Regions from separate parts of the Homo sapiens genome. Here all the other regions are linked to region 1. The links are chromatin loops, found by intact Hi-C in ENCODE. Cell type or tissue: CD4-positive, alpha-beta T cell. All regions are shown on one strand. Links, peaks and the distances in the headings refer to the core of each region. The heading gives the core; the rest is flanking DNA. Region 1 has its middle 170 kb from the start of LINC01985. Region 2 has its middle 65 kb from the start of MIR466. Region 3 overlaps TGFBR2 (transforming growth factor beta receptor 2).

The links. Peaks named below come from ENCODE experiments on the same cell type or tissue, not always from the same donor. Only the 100,000 strongest peaks of a DNase experiment are listed, where the experiment ranks them.
Region 2: it touches region 1 in a loop (4-fold over the local background); 3 of 110 quality-filtered maps call a loop at or near these places.
Region 3: a loop joins it to region 1, with 2.2 times the contacts of the local background. A loop is called at or near these places in 4 of 110 quality-filtered maps.

The regions. Positions count from the first base shown.
Region 1 is chr3:30,348,691-30,358,990 of GRCh38, reverse strand. It overlaps a transcript of LOC101927995 not described here. Among named protein-coding and RNA genes, the nearest start is that of LINC01985, 170 kb to the left of the region's middle. RefSeq lists a silencer at 3,700-3,994, a cis regulatory region at 9,377-9,394 and an enhancer at 9,314-9,458. In CD4-positive, alpha-beta T cell, for the core only: no CTCF peak of the experiment used is centred there; a DNase peak (open chromatin) is centred at 4,730.
Region 2 is chr3:31,221,953-31,232,252 of GRCh38, reverse strand. It overlaps the pseudogene RNA5SP127. Among named protein-coding and RNA genes, the nearest start is that of MIR466, 65 kb to the right of the region's middle. RefSeq lists an enhancer at 4,982-5,071. In CD4-positive, alpha-beta T cell, for the core only: no CTCF peak of the experiment used is centred there; DNase peaks (open chromatin) are centred at 4,872 and 5,712; H3K27ac peaks cover 4,059 bases.
Region 3 is chr3:30,652,328-30,662,627 of GRCh38, reverse strand. The region is part of intron 3 of TGFBR2 (transforming growth factor beta receptor 2); the gene reads right to left. Among named protein-coding and RNA genes, the nearest start is that of TGFBR2, 51 kb to the right of the region's middle. In CD4-positive, alpha-beta T cell, for the core only: no CTCF peak of the experiment used is centred there; DNase peaks (open chromatin) are centred at 3,271, 3,897 and 4,577; H3K4me3 peaks cover 1,105 bases; H3K27ac peaks cover 4,751 bases.

The DNA of each region.
Region 1 (10,300 bases), core at 2,654-7,653:
CAAATTCATCAAGTAAAAAGTAATTGATTTATAACTTCAGCAATTTCATAGAGCTAATTTTAAAAAACTCTTAAATCTCCAAAAAAAAAGTTAGATCATGGGTAACTTTGAGGTACTTTGACTGGTAAAGATACTAGCAGGACTTCTGGAGGTTTGGGTAATATTGTCTTTCTAGATCTGAGTCGTAGTAACGCGAGTGTTTGCTTTGAAAAATTCATTGTATAGTTCGTTGAACTGCACAGTTATGTTTTCTGTAACTTTCTGTATGTCTGCTATAATAAAAAACAAACAAGAAGACCTTATTTTGAAAAAGAATAGATAAAAATATTCAAAAACTCAGTTTTTAAATCAAAACATGTTTTTAAATTAAAAATAATGCAACTGTTTATCCTACAGACAATGGGAAGCAATGTTAACTATTGCATTAGAACTTTGAACAATATTCTACAAATTTCCTCCTCTAAAAAAGACATAGTGAACAAAAGGGCAACTACAAATAGTTTCTGGGTGTTAATTGAGTAATTTCAGGTTAATTGCATATTTTTATGTGTTTTTTACTGTTAAATGGGAAACCAGATGTACTTATCACAGTAAAACAATAAGAGATATTTAGGACCCTTTATGAATAAAGAGGTTTTAGGTTTTGTTTACTGTTATGTCTCCAGTATCTAGAACAGTGCCTAGCATATAATAGGTATTATATAAATATTTATGGATGACTGGCTGAGAGAAAATAAAAGAATGTTGTGGCTCTCTCAACATAAAAGGATTATGTTGTTGCTAAGGTGTGGCCAATATTCTTACTTCATGACTATTAAATGTAGTGTTACAATTGTAAATTAAGTCTTAGCCTCCTGGGTATTTTTGTCACTCTAGTTGCCTTGGGAACTGAGATGGAGCAGAAGAAAATAACATGGGCAAAAGCATGGGTGTGGGACACCCTGGTTACATGTGGGGGAGAATGAGTAAGTAGTTCCTTTTGGCTGAAATGTCAGGGTATTAGGGATTTAACGAGGGACAGTATTAGAAATCATGTCGGAGTTAGGATAAGAAGATGGAGTGATATTGAATATTAAGCTATGACTCTACAACTTTTATTTGAACTCACCCATGTCTGCATTTCACAGATTCACTTCCCAATGCCCTAGTGAAAGCCAATGAAATGATCTGGTCCCATGACATTGTCTGCAGAATTTTCTCGCAAACCAGCAAAATTTACTCTAAAACATATCTGAGTATCTGGAAGACATCAAGATTTTTTTTTTAGGTATCTGTTTGCTATTGTGTAATAATGTTTGAAGGTATGAATCAGTGCTGATCTATTCATTCAAAATAGATCTGCTTCTCTTTGGGTAAATGTCTGAAGGCTGTGGGCAATTGGAGACCCATCCTCACTTAGTCATAAGGCAACTGCCTGAGTGTCTGTTCAAATTTCAAGGCTTTTGTGTCAGCCTTGCTGTGTTCTGGCTGGCTTGGCACATCTTGACAAAGATTAAAAATTATGGGTATCCATAGAATGCCTTCTGGAATGCCTTGATTTTGTGCATCGTAATGAAATGAATCATACACATCTAAACAAAGGATTTTAAAAATGTAAAGCAAACAGTATAAGCTCAAACGGTCCCCGTTCCATTGAGCAGTGCTGAATATGCAATTACATTTTGAACAATAGGTATTCATAAATCAGGCAGAATACTCATGAGAAAACAGTCCTTTAATTAAATAAAAGGAGAATCAGTGTTTCTTGTTGCAGGGATTTTTGGTGGGATTAAAGGATTGTTCTCGAGCCCATCACACATGAGAAGCCTGGCTGGCTGGCTTAGAGTTCTACAGCCCCCACGTGCCCAGATGACCCAAGCTCTAAGACCAATCCAGCTTTGCCAAGTAGGAAAATTAAAACAGGCTTTGACCATTACTCCCCGTTCTGTGCTGATCTTGTCAGGCCCTCTGTGTAGTGCTGTACAGTTTGAGCATTCTATAAAGGCACTGGGCCAAGTGGGCAAGTGGAGGCAGGAATCCAACCCACATGCTGCTACCAAGCTGTGCCCCCTTGTAGCAGGACTGTGTCTGCCAAAGGACTGCCTCATTCTAATTCATTTAAAGATGTTCTGTTAACCCACAGGGGCCTGCCTAGCTCTAGTATACAATGTCCTCTGGGGTTGGTGACCCTCCTGCTCAAATATAGACCTAGTGTCACAGTATCAAACACCCAGTGCCAGGACTCTCTGAGGTGGATATCTGTACCCCCTTGAGCCATATGCCCAAGCCAGATGCTGACTGATTGTCTCTTGTCTGAACACTCTTCTTTCTCTGAGACTTGGAACCTGCTGTACTGTGAGGTTCTGCCTCGTCTCAGGGTCTAAAGAGCTCCACTGGGCACAGTCCCTTCCATTTGGCTCGTTGTTCTGACCTGGTTAGGTTGGACATTGGGTTTACTGTAGGTACAGTGAAGTTCCATAATGTGAACATTTAACGCAAAAACCCAGCTATTAGAGGTCAGCAAAGAAAAAGCAAATGAGAAAGTCAACTTAGTTTTCTCCTGTCATTCCAGTGAATAAGTATAAGCTTTAGGGTGAGCATATTTCCCATAGTGTGAACATTTTGATGTACTAATTATGATTCTAATTTTTAAAATAATATACATATTTATATATAACATGGCCCATAAATGCAAGCTGACAATCTCTTTTCTGGTACTCAGCTAAAGAAAGCATGATTTTTTTAATGCTGGGGAAAAAGGGAGGTCAGAGATGGAGCTATCTTAGAAAGATACTGAAAGCTATTCAGAAATTGGGATATTTTGTTAGGTAATTTTGACTACGCATAATTTTTTTTCTTAAAGTATCAGAGCCTGCACCTTGGTGCAAAATATGAATCTGACGTAAAGACTTTGAGGTTTTTATGTAACCATTCTCCCTGGAAGTGCCCTTGAAGTCCTTGTTCCTACCTCTCCTAGGCACATTGCTGCTAGGAGAGAGACACTACTTCAAATCTCCTCTCAGGATCATCCTTGCTGCCAGCACTTTGTGCAACAAAAGCTCTGCTCAGCAGGGTGTGGAATGTGTACAGGTTCTTTATAAAACATCAGGGAATGTTTTCCTTAAAACACTTTCTTTGGGCTTAAGATTGTAGCCTTGTCTGAAGTTCTGCATCTGGTATGGGTCAGAAGCCTAGTGAGCTGGAACTACAGTAGACCACAAAGGATAAGGAAGTCAGAGAAGCAGAAAAGAAGAGTTGAGTAATGCCAGCCATGCACCATGATCAATGAAAGGAACAATCTAGCTTCACCTCAGTTATTCCGGACACAAATAAATGTCCACTTATAAACCTTTAGAGCTGGATTAAGTTCAGGTCCAAGTAATACATTAAATTTAATAGGTGAGTGCTTGCTCTATACCAGGCATTCTTCTAGCATGCAGAAATTTATGAAGGGGCAGCTTGTCCTTCCTTGTCATTTTAGAAATAGCAACACTAAAGCCCAGGGTGGCCCAGACTTATCCAGTTACACCTAAGACACTGGCAAATGACTGAAGATAGGATTTGTTTGCTAGAAATAATTGATAAACGTCTTCAATACCATCAAGTGCTCTCCCTTACCATCATATCTTTGTGAAATTCTTATAATAAGATAAAATGCTTTCAGTGTTTTAAAGGATACCAGATGAAATAAATCTTACTCCAGTTCACCAAGACCTACACACAGCTCTCATGAACCTTTAGAACAGAGCTGTGCAAATAAAGATTCACATTTCACTTGGAGCATGGCCAAGAATGATGGAAAGTAATCAAAGAGCATTTAGCGTTTATTGTGTGTTCCACCACACCGTGCTGCCTCATATGTAACTACATTCAAAACCATTGTTCCTTGGGATTCTCTACTGAGAACATTTAATCGTATACACGGCTGCTGTCAAGTGGCTGTTTCAAAGAGACCCCTCCCCACGCCTAGTCAAGTTAAAGCGAATCCCTCTCAGTCCTCGCTGCTCATAAAGCACATAAAAAAATTAAACTCCAGCTTCCTATCTCCAAGTGCTTAAAGACTCCCAAGCAAAACCTCCTTTTTGAAGTGCTGAAAGAACAATTGGTTCTCAGAAAGTAGATCTGCTGCTGAAAGGCCAACTGACTACCTCAATAACTGCAGTGGAGGCCTCCTGGAACCCTGGGAGCCTGGGCTGAGCTCCCTCTTAGGAAAACAGCCCCTGCACAAGCCTGGCTCAGGGGCACATAGACTGGGAGAGACTTTCATGACTCTGGCAACTCATGCTCTCTAGTTGCCGTGAAAGGTCAGGCTGGCCTTGGGAAGTGAAGCCAAGAATAGTTTGATGCTTTTCCACTGGGAGGTTTGGTCCCCAGAGAGGACTATTCTTGGAGGGAATACATAGTTTACAGTGTCCAGGCAATGGGGGCTGGGGTGTTTCTTGATAATATCTGAGTGCCAAGGCAGGAACTGTGTCCTATTTGTGTAAGAATCTTTAGCATCTCACCTAGTGCCTAGTACATAACAGGATCACAGTGGGTGCTTTTGGAGTGAATGAATAAACAGAACGTAGTTAATCCCAAAATAAAAGAGATCCTCTAAATTTCTTTGCACAGAGTTCTTAATATAGTCAGTCACAGGGACTGCCTCCTGGTTCTAGCTGTCAACAAAACTGGGCCTATTATGAGCATGGCTCTGCATCCTTCATCTTGCACAGAGCTGGTACACTGTGGACCTTTAACTCACCTCAAATGATAACCACAGGAAGTGGTATACCTGCTAATGCACATGTCAGGAAGAGGCTCAGGGCTGTGGTTTCTCTGTGTGTGTGTATTTTTCCCCAAGTAGGTTTTTAAAATTCAAAACTTATGACTTGAATTTGATATTTAATAAACCAATAATATTAACTCTCTTTCTTGCCCTGTTGTATACAAGAATAGTGCTCTGAGATTATTTTCATCTGGGAATAGAGTTGCACTATTGCTATTGGGATTAAAGCCATAAAAGTGATTTTGCCTTTTTGTAGGTGATTCTATAAATAGATCATGGAACTGTAACCATGGAAGGCTCTTCAGAGGGATAAACCTGTGAGTGTGATCACATTTACAGTTATGCAGGCATGTGTAGGCATGTGAAAATTACAGCTTTTAACATAATTCTCAAGTGATATAGTCCTGTTGTATTTTTGCTGAGAATGTTTCATTTTGCTTCTTGATTCAGATACACTTATTAGGATTCCTTAGGCCAAAGGTTGGCAAGCTTTTTCTGTAAAAGACTTGCTCCTAAATATTCTATGTTTTGCAGGCCATATGGTCTCTGGTCTCTTCTGGGGCTACTCAGCTCTGTGGCTTGAGAGCAGCCACAGACACTACATATATGAATGAGCACGGCTGTGTTCCAATAAAACTTTATTTATGGACACTGGTTTACTAGAATTTTATATAATTTGTATGTATCATAAAATATTATTCTTCTAAATACCTAATGTAAATGACGAGTTGATGGGTGCAGCAAACCAACATGGCACATGTATACCTATGAACAAACCTGCATGTTGTGCACATGTACCCTAGAACTTAAAGTATAATAATAAAAAAAAAACCAGGCCCGACTTTAACATAATAAAAAAAATATTATTCTTCTTTGGATTTTTTTGGCCCTTTAAAAGTGTAAAGTTATTCTTAGCTCATGGGGTACACAAAAACAGGAGGCATGCTAGATCAGATCTGAGGGCTGTGACTGGCTGACCCCTGCCTTGGACTTCCTCAATAAAACTACCCCTGAACTTCATTTGCTGACTGATTCCATTTAGATGTGTCCATGGTAATTTCTACCACCTGGGGTCAAGCATTCACTGGCACTGTTCTTGGCTGCCACTGTGCAAATAGTCCTACCAGTCAGACACCTGGAATTTCTGTCTTTTACTCCCATTTTTAAAGTAGAGTCAAAAAAGGCACTTTGGGCCAGGGAATCTGGCATAATCAAAAGGACCGGATCATACAACTTAGAAGCACAGAGAAGTTAACTTCTAATGGGGCAAACTTGGACCAATGAAACAGGAGATGGGAAGGAGCCAAATTCTTCCTTCCTCACTCCCATGGTAACAGTTTCTCATACACACTTTTTTGAGGCATCCTGCCTGAATGTTTGCATCTGCTGAATGATGTGTTATGCCTAGCAATGTTCTGCATCTTCTGGCAATTTCTTTCTATAATTTCCTGTCTCATTTTCCTCTTTCTGTGCTTTTGTTGCCCTAGGTTTGTACCTCCTAAATAAAATATCAACACTTAATCCTTGCCTCAGGCTCTCTTCCACAGGGAACCCAGCTGAGACACTCTTAAGAACACATACACATATTCACTAAAAAATTCCAGTCCAAAAAATATATATATCTACAAGTAACCTTGCTCAAAATACATGGCAGGGATTCCAAATTCAACTAGAGCCAGTTAGCTAATGTGAATTCATGAGACATTAAGAAGTGGTGACAAACTAGAAACCCATGTTTTATTTAAAGAGAGGAGTCAAAATTCAGGTCCCTTGATGATATTGCAATTCAAGAGTGTGTGTTCAGGATTCCCAGCTCTTTCTATTTTTCAAGAGCAGTTAGTTTTCAATCTGGAATACTGTGTGAATTGTTCTTACTATTAAATGTTGAAAACTAATTTTAAAACTTTAAAGTCCATGTGGAGTTAAACATATCTATCTGTGGGCTGAAGGTGGTTCAGGCAACTTTGAGCTTATAGTCTCAGGAGGAGAATCATACACTGCAATGATTACAAAATGTGAGAGAAGCAAACAAGGAGAATTAGGGAGAATGTCCCAGAGTAATAGGTGTGTCTCAAGTATGGCTCTTTTATTTTGTCAGTTCCCCAGGAAAATGAACTAAGCATTCAAAGAATTAATGTATTTAGATTTCAGGACTCTGCTCTGTTTCTCAAACTGTAAGGATGTGGGCTCTGATTTCTGGAAAAAGAATGCACTTCCAGTCATGGAATGGCTTTTATGATATGTACAAAGATGAGAAACAGCCATTGACATCGTCTTTTCCCAGTCTCAATTCAGCGTTTGATTCTTCTCTGTAACATCCTCAAAAGGAGTCTTACTTGCTTGAAGACCTTTGCTCAAAACCATTTAAAGCATTTTATTTCACATTTACATTTTATGGATATGAATATTATATTTGGCTTACATTTACTTTTTCCCCTATTTTCAGCTGTTTGAATTTATATTTATCCCTAGGTAATATATTTCAGTTTTTCCCTATACTACTTAGAAGTCCTTTAGTATTGAAAACAGTTATCCTATCTCACAATATCTTTCTTCTTTTAGGCTAAACATTCTCAATTCCTTCAGCCATTCTCCCCAAGACATGATTTCAAGTCTTTTCACTGTTTTCTTAAACTTGACTGAACATGCTGCTGATTATCTAAATCTGTTTGGTCCTAAAATCATAAACTGAAAAAATATTATAGGTAAGACCTGATTAGTGCAGAGTAAAATTGAATTATCAATTTTTGTTTTCAAGATATTCAATCTTGATTAATTTAATCTAATACTGCATTACCTTTTCCGGTCACAACCTCACACTACTGATGCCCATTATATTTGGCTGCATAGGAATTAGTATAATAGATTCTTTTGAATTTCTACATTTTTCTGAATTCCTTTCACACCTACTCTGTTTCATATTTCTAACCATATTTTTCCCTTGCTCCACTTTTACCATCTAGTTATTTTGTTGTAGTGTACATATTTTGCAATCTGCCGCAAATACTTTTGGAAATGAGACAGAGCATAAAGAATATATAAAATACAATAACCAGTCATTGTTATTTCTCAGTCACAGGAAACAATGTTATTTTCATCAAATCAGCCTGGATTAAAGATTCACATTTCAGTATTCTTTTGGCAGCCTGCCATTCATATTTGTTTGCAAAAGTGAGTCTCATGGAGATGTCCGCTAGGTAACATATTGTTCTTCTAACTACACACAAACACACACATACACACACACACACTTATATATGTATATATAAATATATATAGATTGAAACAGATAAAATGAATATACCTTCCTCCAAACATTTAATTCAGAATTCTCAAGGTTTCCAACTGTCATTTTCATTGCTTCAGCATGGGTATTTATTGCCATCTGCTCCTGTTCCATTCTTCAATTTTACAATTATATTTCCCTGACAACTTTGTCAGAAATCTCAATTGTTCTATCTTGCCTCTATCAAATCATCCAGTTAGGTTAACAACCAGGTCAATTCCAGCACAAAGAACATTGGTGGGTTCACTTCTACTATTCAGATGGTATCAAGTTGGGTTTGCCCAGAGAAACAGAACCACAGGAAGTGATGTAGAATCAATTGTTTATTGCAAATATTTTACTTTTCCCAATTATGGGAGCTGACTAAACAGTTTATGTGTGGCTGTTGCTTCTATGTCTTGCATTGGAGACTGAAGTTAGCAGAGCAGGACATCGAGAAGGAAAGACAGACATGAAATGTTGGAGAGAAATGATAAATTGGAATTCAGGGGGACAGGCTGGAAATCACAGAGGCAAACTGTTTTTCAGCCTCTGTCTTGAAGCCTCCAAATTCAATGATGCCAGTGACCTGCAAGAGAAACTGCTTTGCTTCATCATGTTGCTAAACATGTAACTGACCCAGGAGCTGGAGAAACTGAAGGAAGCAAATCTGGTGAGAGCTGATGAAGCTGCATGCCCGGCTTCTGCTCAATGTCAATAATGTGAGCCAGAGAGCAGAAATCACTTGGTGAGCTGCAGTGGTGCCTGTGCTCTGCACTTTTGCCTGCACCGATCTTCAGTGCTTTAAAGGAATGTGATTGACGCTTAACTTCAGCCTTCCAAATCCCATCATGTGTGTTTCTGGTGGCCCACGCTAACCTGAAATTATGCAGAGACAGGGATCCTGGGAAACATAGCTCCTGCTTAGCTAAATTTGCACAGTGCAAATCTACCATACAAACTCATTTTTTTTACCCTAGAGTCAGTCTGAATTCATAGTTCTATAGTTTTTTTCTCTCATTCTAAATCTTTACCAGGTTCCTGAGGTCCACTCTTCAGCTCTGTTTTGGGGAGCACAGGCCTGATGGCTCTTCCCTGGCATTGCAGACACAGATTCAGAAAGACATGCTGTGGAGGATGGAAGGAAAATGCCATGTTGGAATCACAGCCTTCCCCGGATTAGGTTGCTTCTCCCCTTCCCCACTTGGGGCTGCAGCATGGTTCTCATTGTAGTTTCCAAGTAAACCGCCCTTACTTCCTGGCTTCCTCTAATCAGGGTGGCAGGGGGATGTGTCCACCTCTACAGCAGCCTTCCTGTGTTGACAACACTGTTTGTTCTTCCCATCTCCCTAGGGAGAAGCTGCCTTATCTTTTCCGTGCAATATGTTTGGAAAAAAACACATTTTTCTCTCTTAAAGGAATTGATTATTGTGCTTCTCAAGACTATAAAGAGAATATCTTCTGGACCCAAATACTGGCTTTAAAAAAATAATCTAGATTCCTAGATTATTCTTAGATTATTGCAAGAGAAGGGGATATTTTGGTGATTATTGGTAGTGCATTTTGAATCACTCTATGCACTAAAATATGGCATTTGAGTATGTGTGTGTATGAAAAAGAGACAGAGAGAGACAAATACGAACAGATAGATACAGATAGAAAGACGAAAAGAAATAATTTTAAGTTTTTTCCAATATCTTGACCTAAATCCCAAATTTCTTGTTTGTGCAGCTTCCTTGATCCTATACTGCTAGCAGTATAAGAAAGACTTGCCTGTATAGGCAGTTCTCTCCTCCACCCCGCATGCAATATGGATTAGTTAAGGAGCTCAGGGTTTTATCGTAAACTTTATTAAGCACTTGAATGCAACTAAAACTCAAAATTATCTCTGCACAGAAATTATTTGTTTTGGGGGTTCCTAAGCTAGGTCCATTGGATTCTGACAAAGCCTATTTAAGAAAAAAAGAGCCCTTAAAAATATATTTGTAATTGCAAGAAAATTTGTCATTAACTCTGTGTTACAAGTGTCTTTGTCAGGTGGATTCCTATCTTCCCTTCGATTTCTAACAGAAGGCAACAAAAGCTATCAGAATTTTCTCTTAATAACAGAATTCTATATGCATGACTATTGGTCTTTTTTCCTTCCTTGGTCTTTTCTGAGCAGTTAGTTGAGGAGAAGGTTGGGCTAGCTCTTGATCTTTCACTGATTATAATAATGTACTGTTTCATTTCCCTCCAAACATTGCATTGTAAAGTGAGATTATATGTTCATTTTCACTTTTGAGACA
Region 2 (10,300 bases), core at 1,966-6,965, 870 kb before region 1:
TGGCTGAAGAGGGTAGTACAAGGGTGGAGAGGGACAGCAGCGTGGACTGGCAGGTAGCAGAGAGCTGGGTCTGCAGAAGAACTTCGGCATCTGCTCGGGGCTGACAAGAGGAGTTGGCTTCTTTGCTATCTGTCCTGCATAGCTGACCAGCAGGCCAAACTTACTGCAGCTTGTGGCTGGAGTGTTAGCCCTGATTTGCCTCAAGGATTCCAAGGGAGATTCATTTCCTCCTATTTTCTCTTGGGCCTCCATTCCCCTCAACACAAACCTTCTCAGCTAATCCCTCTGTGCTGGCTTCAGAAGAAACTGAGAGATTGGTGGCAAGGAGGGTTGGAAGCCAGAGGTGGTTTCTCCAAGTTGGGGATTGTGGTGTTTGAGGCATTGCCTTCCGTCTTTGGGGCAGACTGGGAACTTTGGTAGGGGGTAGCTGAGAACTGCTGCTCTACTTCATCTCTGATCATAGTGGAAACACAGGGATGGGACGTGGCTAAGGGGTCATCTTATCCAGACACCTATGCAATGCAGGATTCCACTTAATGGCTTCTTGTACAATGACTTAAGGCTCACTCCCTCTGGAAATTATCTTGGCTGAATATTTCCACCCTGCCCCCCCTCCCTCCAACAACTCTTTTCAGTTTCTTCTTACCCATCTGGCCACTCCTTAGTTTCCCCCCAATTTCCTTTTGCATGTTGGTGTTGCTGGATCTTTGTCCTTGGTCTTCCCACTGACTTCAACTGCCTCTTACAGATCCATGACCTCCAGTTCTATAGTGCCAGTCCTGATTACTCTGTTCCCTGGATGTCCTTTATGCCTCCAAACATGGCACAGCCAAAACTCCTCCCCCAGATGTTCCTCTTCTGAATTCCCCAGCTCAGTGAATGGAGTCATTTTTCACCCAGTTTGCCTAGTCCAAAATCTGGGTGCAATCAGCTACTCTCTTAAATACCGCCCCGCCTCCCCCCCACCCCCCACTGACCCCACCGCTGCCCCCTGACCCTCACCCCCAATAGTCTCACACACTCCCCAGCACCTCCACAGATACATGTCACCAGATGTGCTGATTAATTTCCAGGTGCCCTCCAGGCCCATCTCCCTCCTTGTCCTCCCTGCTCTGTGCCCCAGGAGGCTGACTTCTGGGCTGCGTCATCCAGGATCTATTGCCCTCCTGTTCTGGGTTGGGTTCTGTCAATGGGAGGTCCTGGGAAGATAAATAAGTTGATGCATTTATTATTCCTGCCCCTTCCCTACTGGGCTGTGGTTTGGCAGTGACTGCATTTCTTCCCCTAAGGTCTTGGCTCCTGTGAGCCTGCCCTCTCCCAGGAGTTCAGTCCTTTCTAAGTTCCAATAACCACTGCCTCCCCTTGCCCCTTCAGGTCTAGGGCTGGTAACAGCTTCCTGCTGTTGTTAGTGCTTCTGTGTGATTGTCCCTTTTGGTGCTTGTAACCCTGCCTACACTTTTCTGTGTATTGTCCCTTTAGTAAACTTTCTGCAGCTATATCTTTAAGCACCCTGGATGTTTCTTGCTAGGATGCTGCCAGATATATCAGGTCATGACATTACTATCTCCTTCATCTTCTTCAACTCTAACTTTGACTATTTAAAAAACAGGAAACTGGTTTTCTAAAACGAAATCACAAACAGTTCCAGGCAATAGTTCCAGCCACATGCCTCATTATTGTATCTGACCTGACTGTCTTGTGGTTCTTCTCATCAGTATGACGTAGAATTATTAGTCCCATACTTTGGCTTTGTTTCCTGCCTCAGGTAGCATTGATGGCCCTCCATACTTCCCTTCAAGTTTCCTACAGGGTGTTCACATGTACTCATTCCCTTGGATGCTTGCCTTCTCTGTAATATACAAAGTATGGGGCATGCACCATCAAAGCTGGCTTCATGGGTGTGAGGTCCTACACTTAGAAGGGCTCAGTGCTTGGGTTCTTGCTCTTCTGTTACTGTCTTGAAACTATTAATAATTTTCTTAAATTTATTTTTAATTTTTTGTGAGTATATAGCAGGTGTATGTATTTATGGAGTACATGAGTTCTTTTGATATAGGCGTGCAATGCTTAATAATCACATCATGGATATTGGGGTATCTATCTCCTCAGCATTTATCCTTTGTGTTATAACAATCCAATTATACTATTTTAGTTATTTTAAAATGTACAATTAAATTATTGTCAAATATAGTCAGCCTGTTGTGCTATTAAATACTAGGTCTTATTCATTCTATGTTTTTTTTGTACTCATTAACCATCTGCACGTCCCCTGCCATGCCCCCAGTACTCTTTCTAGCCTCTGGTAAACATACTTCTACTATCTACGTCTATGAGTTCAATTGTTTTGATTTTTAGATCCTACAAATAAGTGAGAACATGTGATGTTTGTCTTTTTGCACCTGGCTTATTTCACTTAACATAATGACCTTCAGTTCCATCCATGTTATTGAACATGCCTGAATCTGATTCTTTTTTCTTTTCTTTCTTTCTTTTTCTTTTTTTTTTTTTCTTGAGACAGAATCTAGCTCTGTTGCCAGGCTGGAGTGCAGTGGCGTGACCTCAGCTTGCTGCAACCTCTGCCTCCCACGTTCAAGCGATTCTTCTGCCTCAGCATCCTGAGTAGCTGGGATTACAGGCACGCACCTCCACACCCGGCTAATTTTTGTATTTTTAGTAGAGATGGGGTTTCACCATGTTGGCCAGGACGGTCTCGATTTCCTGACCTTGTGATCTGCCCACCTTGGCCTCCCATAGTGCTGGGATTACAGGCGTGAGCCACTGCGCCCAAACTGATTCTTTTTTTATGGCCAAATAGTACTCCATTGTGTATAGGTATCACATATTCTTTATCCATTCCTCTGTTGATGGACACTTAGGTGCTTCCAAATCTTGGCTATTATGAACAGTGCTGCAACAAACATGGGAGTGCAAGTATCTCTTCAATGTACTGATTTTCTTTCTTTTGGGTATATGCCCAGCAGTGTGATTGCTGGATCATATGGTAGCTCTATTTTTAGTTTTTTGAGGAACCTCCAAACTGTTCTCCATAGTGATCGTACTAGTTTATATTCCCACCAACCGTGGACGAGGGTTCTCTTTCCACATCCTCACCAGCATTTGTTATTGCCTGACTTTTAGATAGAAGCCATTTAAACTGGGGTAAGAGGATATCTCATGGTAGTTTTGATTTGCATTTTTCTGATGATCAGTGATGTTAAGCACCTTTTCATATGCCTGTTTGCCATTTGTGTGTCTTCTTTTGAGTATATTAATAATTTTTTAAACAAGGACCCACATTTTCATTTTGCAATGGGCCCTTCAAATGATAGAGCTGTTCATGTGTCCCATACTATGATTTAGGTAGTGTATGGGCACAACAATGAACAACACTGAATCACACAGAGAAGGAAATGGCCTCCTTTTCATTTATCTTTTGATCCTTCTGATTATTTCCCATCCAAGTACTAACTAGGCCCAACCCTGCTTACTTCTGAGATCAGACGAGATTGGGTACCTTCAGGGTGGTATGGCCATAGACCCTTATGAATATTTCAAGAAAAAAGATTTCATTTTTGTGCCAGCATGTGTTTAACAGCTCTCTTGACACCTGCTAATTCTCTCCTTTCTAATGTAGAGAGTGGGCCTTAGATTTTGGGCCTACCAATAACATCCCAGGGCCACATAAGAACACATTTTCTTTCATGGTTCTCTTTTATTATGGCAAGTGATACCACTTTTTCATTTATGGAACTAATAGAAAGTTTTCATTAAAAACGAATTTAAGGCCAGGTACGATGGCTCACACCTGTAATTCCAGCACTTTGGGAGGCTGACGTGGGCAGATCACAAGGTCTAGAGCTCGAGACCATCCTGGCCAACATGGTGAAATCCTGTCTCTACTAAAAATACAAAAATTAGCCCGGTGTGGTGGCGGGTGCCTGCAGTCCCAGCTACTCGGGAGGCTGAGGCAGGAGAATGGCATGAATCTGGGAGGCGGAGCTTGCAGTGAGTCGAGATAGCACCACTGCACTCCAGCCAGGCAACAGAGTGAGGCTCTGTCAACAACAACAACAACAACAACAATGAATTTAAATAAAAAATATGGGTTAATTAAAAGTAAAATGGGAAGTAAATAAGTGTAGAAGTGACATTTGGATATAACAATGATCTTGAAGACTTTTGAGAATAATTGAAGTTTGGGTAACACTAGCTTAGGATAAGAACCATTTTTCCTTCTACCCTCAGCTCCCCAGAAGCCTATCCCAAGCCCAACTAGCCCTTGAGGAATTCAGGAGAAGGCTGTTCTGGAAATTAATATAAGAACTGAGTAGGAAGAATTAATGTTATTCTCAGTTGAAGTCTTTGGTTCAATTTAAATAGCTTTGATTATGATACTTACAAGTTTAACCCAGAAATGGGTATATTAGAAGCAGAATCAGAGGGCGGCTGACTGTAAGACCTAATCATGCATTTATTTGTTGCTGCCATCCACACCATGCCTGAACCCTAACAGATAAGTCGAGAGAGGCAGAGTGAGGTGAAATAAACCTCTAGGGGCAGCTGAAGAAGACACATATTTCTCTGTAAACCTAAAACTTCTAAAGTCTTTTAGGCTTGGGGTTTTAGTGCTCAAATGGCAAGGAGTTAAACCAGGAGTAATCAGAGGGGTTAATTTACCAAAAAACCAGTTCCCAAGGTTCTTCTTGGGTGGCCGTCCTGAGCTGGTGATGCACGTTCAGTCTGTGCATCTTTTCATCTCTGTGTATGACATTTAAGATGGCAGAAACTTTCCCTACTGGCTACATTCTTCATCTTATTACACCCATCATTGATTTCATTGGCTGGCATTTAAAAGAGGAAGCTTGTTAAACTAAGCTGTTATGCTTGTGGTTTTACAGGTTGGCACAGCAAACAATTATAAAAAAGGAAGAAGCATGCATGGGTGGACAGAAGTGTGTCTCTCCTAACAACATACAAACACACTTCTAGAAAAAAAAAGTCCCCACTAGCACAAAGCATCTCTGAGTGCATTTTGCAACAGCAAACTCCTAATCTCACGATCCTTCTGGACTGTAATAAGTGATGTGAAATGATTTCATTGGATGGGAGATGGAGGTTGGTGCACGTTCCTGGGCCCAGCCCCATATGTGTGGAAGTTATAAATGTGGTCCAGTTTCATTCCATTCCTCACAATTTCTGGGTAAATCAGGTCAATTACAGTTCCATCTTCTGCCACAACATCATGCTTAGCTTGGACAACTCAATACAGGGAACCCAAGTGCAGGGTAGAAGTTAACTAATAATAGTAATAATGAGGATAATAACATTAACTGCTCTGCTCCAGGAATGAAACACAGAGCCCTTACTTAAATCATCTCCAGCTCTTAGAGAACATTTGAAAGCCAAGTGTTATCCTCAGTTTTTAAGTGAGCTGCCCATTTGCCTGTTTGTTCTAATATCAATTTCCTGCCTGCTCCTTCTCTTGCTGTGTTCTGTATTTCAGAGAACTACATTTTCTAGGCCCCCTTGACAATAACTCTCCAGGTAGCTTCAGCCGATAGGAAGTATTGCTATGAAATTGGGGGTCAGAGGAAGTGAGGACCCAGGATTTTCTCCCCTAAGGCCCCCCCCACCCCCACCACTTCACTGGGTGGCACCTCTTGCGTAGCAGCATATCATTCAGTTCTGTTGGCCACCTGCAGCTTCCTGGCCCTGATTAGTTACACCACATCCTCCCATATTCCTCCAACTGCAGGATGGTAGCAGCTTCCTGCAGTTGTTAATCTCTGTGCTGCCTCACTGTGTTCTGTTTGTCTCCTCAGTTATTATAACCCTTGGCTAAACCATTCTCTAGTAAAATTCCCCCCATGTGAGTGGAGCAAACGGTTCCTGGTTTCCTGGCTGGATCGGACTGATATGCCATGGCAGAGGTTAGCGAACTTTTTCTATAAAGGGTCAGATAGTAAATATTTTAGGCTTTGTGGGCCAGGAAGCAAAATCGAGGTACTAATTATGAAGGTATTTATATAACAAGAGGGAAAACAAATTTCCACAAGTTATTTTAGCTCACAGACCATACAAAAGCAGGTGCAGGCTAGAATTGGCCAGCAGGAAAGGACAAGATGAACCAGTTAACCAGCTACTCCAACAACCCAGGCAAGAGTGGGTGGTGACTTGGACAAGGATGTTGGCCCTGAGATGGTATATGGTGGTTGGCTTGGAGTCATATTCTCTGTCTTAAAGCCAGAGTGATTGTCCTGAAATACAAACCTGATCATGTCACTGAGTAAAACCATCCCAAAGTCCTAGATTGTTCACAACGTAGTTAGTGAGCTCTATGGACTCAGTAGCCATCTATTCCAAACCCCCATATGAGAACGCTAATGGGATGAGGAAGAACCAAGGAAAAGAGGGGGAAGTGGTGCAGTCTGTTTCTGTGTGGCAGCAGGGAAGAGGGATGAACAACAATTAATTTGGATGGATTTGGAGCTGAAAGGAGTTACTGTCTGTCTATAATTCTTTCCCTTCATTCCAGATTTCAGGACTTTCAAGGCCAGCAGTTTGAGGGATTTGCTGCTAGCCCAGTTAAATTAAAAAAGGTGAATGTGTATTTTCATGTAGAGCTCACTCTGATGGGAGAGGGTCATTGTCATTTTAAATTACAATTTACTTCCAGTGCAGTGTTACTTCTTTCCAATGAGTGTGTTACCCTCCAAGCATCCTGGGCCCCAAGAATGGCCTGGGGCACCCTTCTCACTCCTGACCCCACACAAGGCCCAGGCTCCTGGCACTTCTTTTCCTTAGTATGCAAGGAATTCCCATCCCACACACCTTTAAAGCTTAACCTGAGGCACATGGAGAGAAGTCCGGGATCTATAAACTTGGATTAAAAAATTATTTATTTTCACGAACATCCGAATGAAACTTAGCACTTCTTTCTGTGATAAATGTAGGTGAGAAACCCACCATAAAACAGTTCCAGGCCGGGCACAGTGGCTCACACCTGTAATCCCAGCACTTTGTTAGGCCGAGGTGGGTGGATCACCTGAGGTCAGGCATTCCAGACCAGCTTGGCCAACCTGGCAAAACCCCATCTCTACTAAAAATACAAAAGGTTAGCCGAGTGTGGTAGATGCGTGCCTGTAATTCCAGCTACTTGAGAGGCTGAGGCAGGAGAATCACTTGAGTCTGGGAGGCGGAGGTTGCACTGAGCAGAGATTGCACCACTGTACTCTAGCCTGGGCAGCTGAGTGAGACTCTATCTCAAAAAAAAAAAAAAAAAAGAATTAGCAGTTTCAGCACATATTATACAGATATTTTCATACCACACAGCTATTGTAGATATTTTGAAATATTCATTACTTCCATAAGTCTAAGTTATTGCACCCACCACTATATCTTATTAACGTTTAATAAAGACACACAACTATCAGTACATCACCAATTTTTTTTTAAATATCTTGTTAGCTGTATTCTTTTGTTATCCTTAGTATTTATTTTATATTCATAAAAACATTGTTCAGGGAAGGTGCTTATAAGCTTCACCAGTCTCCCAAATCCTAAAGAAGAGCCCAGTCCCACCCCTCAGTGTTTCCACTCACAAGAAATATCAGTGGATGGTGTTCGTCCCAGTTGGGGACAGGTATAAAGCCGAGTTCTCCTTCCTTAAGCACCTCATGCTTAAGAGGGAGCCAACTGTGCTCCCAGCCTTCTCCAGCACAGAAGCACTTAGTTAATTGTGCTGAACTCAGGGCCAGACCTCAGGGAGGGAGAAGCAGCTTGTCTGGGCCGCTTTGGCAATCAATTATTCCCCCAAGCAGAAAGATTGATAGCTTCTGCATATCTTGGCCCAGCTAATAATATCGCAGATGCTGTTTTAATTCCAAAGCACAGAGCCACCCCCAGACTTTCTTTTTAACCTCTCTGCCTAAAATGGGACGTAGTGGAGTGGCTTTCAGAGACAAAGTGACTATGCCACTTTGGGTCCATTTTAATACTTACGCATCATGATTCTGTTCATTTCCACAGCTCACCTACTTTCTGGCTACCAATTTGGATTTTATCCCACCCTTTGGTTACATTTCTCAATTTCATTTATTTATTTATTTATTTATTTATTTATTTATTTATTTTTTATTTTTTATTTTATTTTTTTTTCTTTAGCTCAAACAATCTCCTTCCCTGAATGTTCTGAAATTGCCTTTTCTCCTACTGGAAACCCCTGGATATTTTCTTGTCCTTCTCTGGACCTCTCTAATCCTTGATAGGGCTTGAGAAAACAGAGGTCTCTGAGTCTGAGCGATGGGCTGGGAGTGGGGAAATGGGAATTGGTTATTGTTTTCCTCCTGCTAGTTGTTCAGAGACACTTGCAACCCTGCAGGGCCCTGAAAAGACCTTTTGAACAGATTTCTCCATGACATTGCTGAGAACTTATCCCTGATAATATGGTCATTTCCAAGTTCAGCCTGAAAGCTCAGAAGTTTAACTAACAGTTTCTGGCAAGAAGTCTGTGATTAAAAGTGTTCAACTTTCCCACTGTGATTGCCTAGAACTTAGCTGCCTTCCTCTCACTATTTGCTCATTTACCCTCTCCTTCTGTCCTTCTAGTATCTCCAGGGGATTTCTCCTCCCCACCCCCCAAGAGTCAAATAGAGCAGGGGGCCCCAACTCCTGGGCCACGAATTATTAGGAACTGGGGCTACACAGCAGGAGGTGAGCAGCCAGCCAGTGAAGCTTCATCTATATTTACAGCCACACCCAATTGCTCCCATAACCGCCTGAGCTTCACCTCCTGTCAGATCAAGGGCAGCATTAGATTCTCATCGGAGCTCAAACCCTGTTGTGCACTGTGCATGCGAGGGATCTAGGTTGCACACTCTTTATGAGAATCTAATACCTGATGATCTGTCACTGTCTCCCATCACCCCCAGATGAGACTGCCTAACTGCAGGAAAACAAGCTCAGGGCTCTCACTGATTGTACATTACAGTGAGTTGTATAATTATTTCATTAAATATTACAACGTAATAATAATAGAAACAAAACGCACAATAAATGTAAAGCACTTCAATCATCCTGAAACCATCGCCGTCCACTACCCAATCCGTGGAAAAATTGTCTTCCATGAAACCAGTCCCTGGTACCAGAAAGTTTGGGGACCACTGAAATAAAGCATTGCCAACATGTGGCCCTGCCAGGAGCTTCTCTGAAAGGTCTTATAAGACTTGGGGGACACTGGTATCTCAATCAAGCAGTGTGGATGTTTTTGCTTTTGTCTCTGTGTTTTAAGCACAGGAAATCCCAACACAAGCAGTATCTTGGACTCTTTCTGGGCAGGGGATTATGTAATTCAAGTGTTCCTATTATTGCACTTGTGTTAGTGACGGGTGCTGATCATGACCATGCTTGGGTGCAACCGTCTCTTAAGAACTCATGGTAAGCTTGGCTAGTTTACATTCTTCTCAATTGAATTCTTTCCTTTTTGTCCCCCACAAACAAGAAGGTTTCAGGGTCCCAGAAGGAAGTTGAATTCCACTGAAACAGCAGATAATTTTAAAATGATACTGTAAGAGGTGTGCATAGGGTTCAGGGGACCCAAGGGATGCTGAGACCCCCAGAGACTAGCATTGGAGGAGCCTAGACTGTCCCTAGACCTGAAGAGACAAGGGCAGCAGGCAGTGTTATGGGAGCCCCATGAGAAATGGAGCCATAGAAGAGGGGCTGCCCATCTTTCACAGGAAGATACAGCCACTTTCAGAACTGTGGTGCAGAAGGAGGGAGGGTTTCGTTGAAGAATATCCTGGCCTCACTCCCTTCTCCTGTCCTCACATTTCCTTCTAGTAGTTCACATTAGTTGGCCCCTGTCAGAAGCCAGAGAGCAAGGAGACTTCTGTGGCCATATGGGTTACAGAGCAGAGGGGAGAAAGGCAGAGGACAGACCTGGGTCAGGGGCGGGCTCTGGAGAATATGGTGGCGGATGGGAATAGCAGCAGTGCTGTTTGCTGGGCTAGGCTGGGCATCTGCCTGAGCCCCGTGCCTTCCAGTGTGTGGTGCAGTTCTTCACTTTTCACAGAAAGGTTCTGACATGCTGAAAGATGAGTGAGCAAGTAAATTTTATTAAGGACAGTATAGGAGCAGTGCAGGAGGCCTTCATCCCACATTCCATGACATCCAGTGCAGTGTTACTTCTTCCCAATGAGTATGTCATCCCCCAAGTGTCCTGGTCCCCACAAATGGCCTGGGGCACCCTTCTCACTCCTGACCCCACATGAGGCCCAGGCTCCTGGCACCTCTTTTCCTT
Region 3 (10,300 bases), core at 1,911-6,910, 300 kb before region 1:
AACAACAAAAGGACAGTAAGCTCACTAGCAATGAAGGATTTAATTTAACTTCTAGCTATTGATAGCACTGTTTGACATTCTGGATATATTTTGAGAGTATTTTTTCCTCAAATGATGAAAGAAGTCTTCTCTCCAATCAATGTGGTTGTTTTATTCCAACTGCACATATTTCAGAACAAAGCTATTCGCCACCTCTCCTATCCCATGGCACAGTCTCCTTTGTATTATTTCCTTCTTATCTCTCTCCCAGATGGAAAAGCCTTGCATGTATTCTAATCCAGTATGATAATCTCTTTCTAGAATACCCATGAGAGGTAGAGGTGAAACCTCTGCCTGAAAATGTTATGGTAGAAGGACATCATTCCTTTGTTATCATTCCATAATCAAATCACAATATTTCTAACTGCAGATATATTGGGATAAAGTCTAAATATTGGGATATGTTTAAAATTATTCTTTACATTAAGTCAAATGTAGCCTCTGTGTGCTTCTATTATTGGTCCTTCTGCTGTTCTCTAAAGCAAAAAGTAACAAAATGAATCCGTTTTCTATGGGATGAGAACTATTAAACTCCTGCTGGATATGAAACTCACAACCCCTAGATCATTTCATTTTCAGGTTGAACAGCCATGTTTTCCTCGGTTACTTTTCAAGAGATACATTGATGAGACTCTAAAGTCTGACAGATTTATCAGACCCTAAAATCAGCCTGCCCAGCATATAGCGCCCAATAAATGCCAGGACCTTTTTTCTAAGGGTAAAGTGATCTGTTCTCTGAAACCACGCTTGCTATTTAAGATTCTTCATCATGTGTTTTGATAGACACAGATATAATACTTGGAATATAACTTGTGTAGCAAAGATTACAGCAGGACTCTCACCTCCTCTTCCACCAAGTGGAGTTTAAGGCTCCTGATGGTTTGTTCTTTCTGTTTTGTTTTGATTCTTTCAGCCAGATCATCCTGATTTCAAAATGACCTTAACTCACCTCTAAACCCTGGGGTCTTCATCACATGAGCAGATTCCCAGCCAGTGTTTTGACAAGTGCTCCTTTGCAATCGATTGTTTGAACCTATATGTCTGATTTTACATCTACCTGTCAAGTTTTAGAAAATTGGTCATTTCAGGCCATTAAAACCCTGATTCAGCCTTTGCTCTTTTAGGCATCCCTTCCACTGTGCTTTTCACCCTTTATGTTCCTCCTTAGGATATAGATTCCTGCTACTTCTCTTGCTCTGACTTTAAAAGGAGGGCAACCAACATTAGGAGGGTGCCTACAAGGTACCAGGCTTTGTCCAGGAAATGATGACACATCTGTCCTCCCACAAAGAGAGTTTCACACCTGATATATGTTCTTTGGAACAAGATTTTTTTTCATTTTCTTTTCTGTGTTATTGCAGTTTTCTGACTACTAAAAGCTTAGGTTTTGTTAGGATCCCCACACCTGCCCTGATTCTTTAATTCTTTTTCTGGCTGGCTGTCTGAATTACACCTTGTACTCTGTCTAGGGGCCCTCATGTTCTCAGGAAACCTGAAAGCAAGGTACATTTCTTAAGTTATTTCAGGATGCTCTCCAACAGGGAGACCAGATCGCTTTGGAAAAGCATATTCATTATTCACAATACCTGTTAGGTCACCAGAATACATCCTCTCTCTCTCCCTGGCTTTCCAGGTGAACCACAGGCTTCTGCAATTCCTTCCCACCTGAGTTTCTCACCTCCTAAAATCATGCACACAGCCTCCCTGGTCCCTGCCTTGTCTCTGCCAAGGCAGTAGCACCCAAACCTTGCCATCCAACCTTTTGGACACATTAAGGTTTAAAATGTGCTTTCCTTTAACGTATAATTTAATCAGTTTTAAAAGCTAAGATGCCTATTCCCAATGAGGCCGTTGACCTTGTTCCAAAGCAATTGCTTGTAAATTGTTGTAGAAAACAAAATAATATCCCCTCTTAAAGTGTCTTGCTATTCCTCCAAGGATGGGGTAAAACAGGTGTTGGTTTTTCTCCTCCTCTAACCTTCGAAGGCATAATTTTGGCTCCTTCCTGTGGTAGCTGCCATTCTTTAATTGTTACCGTCCCTTTCCAGGCTACAGGGGGAACGTGACGAAAAATATAAAAAGATTTGGCAGAACAAACTGTCTTGAGTCCAGTGGTTCCCAATGTGGGCTGCATATTAAAATATCTTGAAGAATTAAAAAATAATTCCTGATACCAGGCCCCAGACCAATTAAGTCAGAAACTGCAGGAGTAAGACCCAGTTAATGAGTAGTTTTTAAAGCTACTCAGGTGTTTCCAATGTGCAGCCAAGCCTAAGCATAACTACATCAGCCTGGTGGAAGAAACAGGTATTTCGAATAGGATGGGGCCTGGAAAATGAAAGACATGGGAATAATTTTAATGACTACATTTCAGAGAAATTGTTCTTGACATTGGAACCAACTATATCCTCTAATTAGGCAACAAAAGGCATATATATGTATATTTTTAAAAGTAGATAAGCAAATATAAATTATTTCTCTAAAAGTTAACATGTTTTTAAAAAAAAGCATAATTTGTAATGGCAAAATTGATATTTTCCACAACAGGTAACATGCAGGAGCGATTTAGAATACAAAAGGACTTTCCAAAGGCAAGTCATCCAGATGTCCAAATGGTGGTGAATACAGCCTCTGGAGTATACGTGGGTGGAAATAAAAGTCAATTTCACAGTGGTTAGCCACCTCCCTGAGCCTTTTTTTTCCCCTGGTGGGACACTGAGACACTCGCAAAGCAGCAAAAGGTCTCAGTGGACCCTTCTTGCCATTACTCATGGGTGTGGAGTTTATGGAACACATGGAGGCCGCAGTGGGAGAGACCTGAGGCTGCAGAGGAACCACCCGAACCTTGCTACAGCACCAGCAGTATGGGTCCGACTGCTTTCTTGGCCACTCATATCCAGTGGATGGAATTTGAGACAGCCTGTGTCCATACTAGATTCCACTCTGCTGATTCATACCAGAATGAGGTTCTAGAGTACAAATATTCACAACCAGAAAGCACATCTGGCCTCAGTGCAGCTTTGTTTACTTTGCTACTTAGGAAAAAAAAAAATCTTGAAAAGCGAGTTGCTTTTGCCTTAATTCAGTTCAAATACATTCTAAGCTTCCTTCAACTGAGTCACAGTGTCCTCTATCATGCAAAATCTTTATTATTTCCTTGGCCAGACATAGGGCCATATTGATGAATTCCAAGTGTGCTTTCTAACCAAGGCTGGTTCACAACAAAAAGCTGCTTCAGCTCTGAGTCATCACCTCAAATAACTGATTTCTCTTCTCAGGAATGAGACTAGCAACTTTAATCCATAATTTTCTTCCTCTTCTAACAACTTTTCTCAACCATATTTCCACACTTATTTTTTCTTCTGCATTTAGACCAGAAAGTAAATCTGGTTTGTTTCTTTTGAAACAAAAATGCACAGCTGGAAAGCCAGCTATTTTGAGGCGTGAGTGCACAGTTCCAAGGCAGCATACCTAAAATCCCCCAGAGCTACCAAAACACCATTTACTCTTTTCATTTCTTACATGCAAGAACTAATCATTTCCCCAAGAAGCCAGCTCCCTGGTGTTGGAGCTGAACAAACATAAAATGAGATTTGGGAGAAAGAGGGCAGCATTTCTAAGACTTCCCTTACTCGGAAAACAACGGAAGTCAACAAAATGCTCAATGCATGCGATCAGTACACAGAGTGGGTTTGCTGGATGGTGTAAAGCAACGACATTAAGGACACAATGGGTCCAGAGGGAACCAGCTGGCTGAGATGTTCTGCTAGCAAGTTAAACATAGACAGGAAACCGCGTGTCTGATACTGTAAAAAAATAATTTGTCTTCCTGCCAGAGATAGGCTAGCAAACCAAAAAGGCTGTTTTCACTTAAAAGAAATGCTACAACAATGAGAGAGGAAGGAATGAAACTTTGTGGCTACAAGAAGTCTTCTTCTCTGCCCCTCTCTCAACATCTCAGGTTAGAGGGCACACATCACCACACTAAATGCTAAAGCCTGCACATAGCTTGCGAGTCAGCAACGTGCACCACTGGGCATACATCTTATGGTCTGCTTCCCTATTTAACCACATAGATTGAACTTTGAGTCAGAAGTGGTTACTCAAGTCCTGGTTTCTAAGCTAGCAAGATATAATTGATTTATTTACTTACAGTCCTATCCCATTCCCAAAAACAACAACAACGACAACAACAAAAAACACAGTGAAAGAAGATACAGTCAAGACAGGAGCTATAATTATGACAAATGGAATATAAATGTGAGAAAACAGGGTAAAAACTGGTAAGCAAGAGTGATATTAGTATGCTAAATGTGTAGGTACATATTTGCTAGAAGCATGATTCAGATTTGACTCTAAGCTTTTCTGGTAGTTAGCATTTGAGAGAGAAACACAAAAACCATGAATATCTCTATCAGGGGTTGGCCTGAGCCCTGTTTTTGTAAATGAAGTTGTACTGGAACACAGCCACGTCCAATCACTTACACACTGTCTGTGGCTGCTACCACAGAAGAGTTGAGTAGCTGTGACAGAGACTCTGCCCTGCAAAGCTGAAAATATTTACTATCTTGCCTGTTATCAAAGAAGTTTGCAGACCCCTGCTCGGTATGCTTCAAAGTGTCCTTAAGATCAGAGGCAAACAGGTCGTCATGAGGAGAACACCTTTCTAAAACAGAGAGCCAAAATAAATGTCTCCTGGCTTCCTCATGAAGATAACAATACAATGCAGTGAACAGCATCCTCCACATTCTTTACAGTAAACATACCACTTTGATTCACAGGACTCCTTATAATGGGGAGCACCTCAATAGGACTCAGGTGGAGGAATTTGCAGGGAAGAGGAGAATACATGACGTTGGTACAAATCTCCTCACTCATCCAGCTAAAGGCAAAGATAAGAAATTTGAATCTAGTGGAACAGTAATAACTATTTACAGTCAAAATTCATTAAGTGCTCACTCTGTGCCAGGTGCCGTGCCAAGTTCTCTACATAAATAAATACATTTATCCTCAAAATAATCCTATTAAAAGTATTCATTATTTCTACTCCCATTTTTCAGAGAGGTAAACAAGTAGTTACCCCAAGAACCAAGAGCTTACACACGGCTGAGCTGGGATCTGAACACAGGCAATCAGCAGGGAAGCCATGCTCTCAGCCCTGCCCTCTGTTGTCTTCCCAACAGATGAGCATCTTACTGGCCATCGTTTATACACATCATTTCTCACGGACATGGAAACAGTGTCAGCCTGAGGTTGTGCCTCTTGCCAAGGACATGCTCAGTGATGGGTCTGGGCTGCCGTTTGGCAAACAGAACAGGTAGCCTCTTATGTAAGTTGTGCAGCCTCCCATGGGTTAAGACTGATAAAAAAGCAAACACACCACCACCACGGGAATGTGGAAGGGTAAGGGTATTCCTTCTATAAGAGACAAGATTATCTGGTTCTTCTATGATTCTCCTACGGACAAAAAGTGAGGAACAAACTATGAGATCTTGGAAAATCCCAGCTCCTCTCTGGAGACCCACTTTTTTGTCATTAAAATGAGAAGTCTGGAGGAGCCAATTCACGGGTTTCACTTCATCATAAAAATGTAATGAGTCTATGAAACAAGACAACACACCTGAAAGTAGTTAGCACAGGTGCACACATTCAGAGTAGGCTGCAATCCAAGGCAGCGATCATCACTATAGTTGTTCTATGAGTTCCCACAGCCTAGGCCATGGGCTTGCCACCACCTTGCCTACATTTCAATTGGAAAAGGGGTGGGACCCTGGTCCTGCAAACAAACTACTGAAAGTCTAGGACTTGGGTCCAATGCTATCCCTTTCCTATATGGCCCCAGTGCCTCTCATTTTCTAGAATAAGCAGTTCAGTTCTAAGTTAGCAGGAAAAGCAAGATGGCCAAGATCCAGTCATTTGGGAGCTGGAAGTGGTCCAGCAGCATGCCTCCCTTCATCCTCCTTGGCTTACCATCTTGTTTTCCACGTACCCACCTTCAGCAGACAATCTTAGCAAACAACCCAAGAATGAACTGATTCAGGCCAACTCTTCTTAGAACCACACTATTACTCTCCAGGGCTTTCCAAGGCCACCAAACATCTCCTTCATTGATCCAGTTCAAAACAGTATCTTGTACAATGCATCTTGAAAACATTCGCAAATGTCTTCTTGTTTTGGGAAATATTAAGGGATAGTCCCACAGATAAACTAATACAAATACAATAAACTAACATGAACATGATCACAGAAACAAAAGAAATGCTTACTGAAAAGGTGTCTGATTTTCTCCACATTAAGATCCACACCAGAACAACATTTGTGGAGTATATTTAAAAAATAAACTATTGTCACTGCTGAAAAAGACCCACATGCCACTGGAGAGCTCTGTTACACAAGCTGACTGAGTAAAGTATATTTAGTTCATTTCCAAATGACCAGGCTTTAGACCAAATTTATTCCTCATGGGCCCATTAGCTCAGGGAGTTACCAGCATGAAGTTAATAAGACCTCCATCTCTGGTTCCATCCCTACCTGGTGAGTTCACACCAGTGCTTCTCACACTTCAGTGTGCAAACAAATCACTGAAGGCCTTGTTACAGGCAGATGCTAATGCAATAGGCCCCAGAGGACCCAAGGTTGTGCAGTTCTAATAAGCTCCCGGGTGATCCTGCTGCTGCTGGTCTAGACACTTTCAGTAGCAACGGTTTATACCGTTCAGAAGAGGTATGTGTCTTGGTGTAGAGTGTTCTCGTTAATCAGGGGAAGAAGAAGTAAGAAAGGATGCACCTACTGTGTGCCAGCCACTGTGCTGGGCGCTCCCAAGCATCATCTCCTTAAATCCCACAACAACCCACAGGTACCATTTATCAGCACTACTTGGCCAATAATGGCGCAGTCATTCAAAGAGAAGGCCTTGTGGCCCAAAGCAAGCTTTCCATGGAAAAAATGAAGAGGGAATGAATCCCTTTGGCAAGTACAGAACTGCGATTACCCTAATCACTTATGTGAAAGGCACTTGTGGGTTGTTTCAGTTTTATTTAGCTGCTTCCTGCTGTGATTCTGAGTCAAAACAGGAACAACGTGTCTAATTTGTAATATTATCCAACAATGACAGGGATGTGGTTAGCTTTGATTAGAAATTCTAGACTCAGCATGCTCCCCTTGCCTCTGTGAAGGCATGTGGAGAAAAAGAGAAACTGGATGAAACAGGGATTAAAGCAAAGTGAGCCCCTCCAAAACCTTGTGGTGTGATATGTAGGTATCCAAATGCTCAGTTTATGCACCACAGTCAGCACTCAACTACAAAACTTCAGTGTTAGAACAGACCGAAGGCTACACAGGCCTGGTTTCCTGCATTCAGACAAGCACAAGTCACCAGCCCTCTATAAAAAGCCCAACTACTGCTAACAGCTAACAGACAGTGACATGTCAGGCAACGTTGCAAGCACTTTACATGCATTAATCTACTCAATCCTCACAACACCTCCCACCCGCTTTGTATTTCCATTTTACAGATGAAGAGACTGAAGCATGGAGATGTCAAGTCACTGGCCCAACATAGCAGAGCTAATAAGCTGTAGAATAAGCCTTAAATCCAGGAGATCTAGCTCATTCTTGAGTATTACACTAGACCGTTTCTCTCTTACCTAAACCAGCAGAAATCACCTCTTCGCTCAGTGTTCCACAAATTAAATGTCTGACTGCACTTGGAAACCATTTATGAAATGAATAAAACTGAGTTGTTGTGTTTGATTCTTACAGGTTCAGTGAGAGATCAATAACCATATCATGTCTTTGCAAAGTGGGGATGTCATTGGCAAGTAAACAGCATGGCTATTTGCTCAGGATTCCTTCCTCTCCTACCTCCTGTGCTGCTGCCTTCAGTCCTGGTGCCCATCAGGTCTCGTCTGACTGACAGCTGTCACCAGGCCATCCATCATGACCAATCCAAACAACTTCTCTTCTAATTGGAATTTTATATGTTGGTTAGTACAGGGATAGACTCTGATTTCCTTAGAATTCTACACAAAATGTTCTGGCAGGAGGGAATCTTCAGAGACTGGGAGGGAAGCATGAATGTGAGAGAACAGTTGTGCAGTGCAGACCCCAGCCCCATTCTAGTTGTTTCTTGACCCCTGCCTGCCCTTGGTCACTGTAGGGAGGCAGGGGAACTGGCACTAGGCCCCACTGAGGGATTCCAGGGTTAAGGGTAGGTACCCGGTTCAAAGAAAAAAACAGCAAGGTTTCTTTAACTCTTTCATTCTAAAAACCATGATCTCAGTCCTCTGAGGAAAGGGCATCTATGACACCAGTGTCTGATGTCAAGATGTTACCGTGTTCCTCTGCCTCTACAGACAACCAAGCCTCATTTACAACAACAACAAAAGGAACAAATGTTAAATCTCTGCACCATTTTGTCTAGATGTTTGAATTTGTCTAGCATTTGAATTTTTTATCATATGCATATATTATCTCTTTGGAAACATACAGAGATATAAAGAGAAAGAAGGAAATAAAAAGAGGAAAAAAGGAAAGAATTAAAAAAGGAAAAAAGGAAAACCTTCACAGGTTTTAGTGCCTTACATATCCCATTATAAATCCTAGCTTTGATACCCACTAGTTGTTTGATTGTAGACAAAGTGTTAAATTTCTCTAAGCCTGGTTTTCTCATGCATAAACAGGGATCCTAACAGTGCCTACTCGCATGGGGTGGCTATAAGATTAAATGAGGTCATGCTTGGAAAGGGCTGAGCTCCCTGCACAGCGACAGTATGTTTTCTCTGAATATTAACTATCATTAATAGTAGCACTAGAAATAAAGATCCATACTTAAAATCTTGTGGCTCAACTTTTTTTTCTTACATATTAAAAAAGGTAGATGTACATAATTATCATCCATTGTGTAGCTGCAGATCAGGAACTTGCCAACAAGAGTACTGTACTACTAATAATACAGCCACAATGCACTTCATAGCTTTTGTGTTCACCACCTTGTTGGACTTGGAGTAGACAAATCAACATTAAGAGTTTTCATTCTGGCCGGGTGTGGTGGCTCATGCCTGTAATCCTAGCACTTTGGGAGGCTGAGGCAGGTGGATCATCTGAGGTCAAGAGTTTGAGACCAGCCTGATCAACATGGTGAAACCCCGTCTCTACTAAAAACATAAAAATTAGCCGGGCATGGTGGCAGATGCCTGTAATCCCAGCTACTTGAGAGGCTGAGGCAGGAGAATTGCTTGAATCCAGGAGGCAGAGGTTGCAGTGAGCCGAGACTGCACCATTGCACTCCAGCCCGGGTGACAGAGTGAGACTCTGTCTCAAAAAAAAAAAAAAAAAAAGTTTTCATTCCTCAAGATAAAGAAGAGATGGTGGCAATAAGGGGAGAAATGGAATATAAAATGTTGCTCCTAATGTCTGCTGTTTTAGGTGGAAGAAATATCCCACCACACAGAAAAGAGATGCTTAAAAAGCAAACACCCCCTACCTTCTGGAGCATTTTAGAAGACTCTGAAATCACCCAGACATTTGAGTCGTCAGCTGTGAAAGGCTTCCTGTACTGTACAGTGAGAAATTGTCTTTATGCTTATTATCTCACTTCATAAGAAAGTCTGAGAATAAATAAGAGGAAAAATATGAGGGATGCCCATGATGATCACTTGAGTTGAAAGACTCTGAAAATGGAAGTCATTAGTATCTGAAAGGCTCATAGTAAAATATAAAATGCATGATATATTTTGACAAAGATATTCAATGATAAAATATAGATCCAACTTGCAGGCCATTTATCAACTTTTGTCCTTTTGGAGGAAATAAACTTGTCTACTGTAGACAAGCTGGTATACAGAAGGAGAGAAAAGTTTCTTCAATGCTAGTAAACATGCCTGGGTATTCTACTGTCAGAGATTAATTCCTTTGGCTTAGCCTAGGCCTTCTTTTAAAAGGTGATCTACTTGAAGAAAGCTGACCTGGTAAGTCAGAATATCAGGTGTTACCATGTTTCATGTGATTAAACTATTTAGATTTCCCTCCTAACTCAAATCACATAAAGAACATGAGGCCAAGCACAGTGGTTCATGCCTGTAATTCTAGCACTTTGGGAGGCCAAGGCAGGTTATTCACCTGAGGTCAGGAGTTCGAGACCAGACTGACGAACATGGTGAAACTCGTCTCTACTAAAAATACAAAGATTAGCTGGGTATGGTGGCACACTCCTGCAGTCCCACCTACTCAGGAGGCTGAGGCAGGAGGATCACTTGAACCT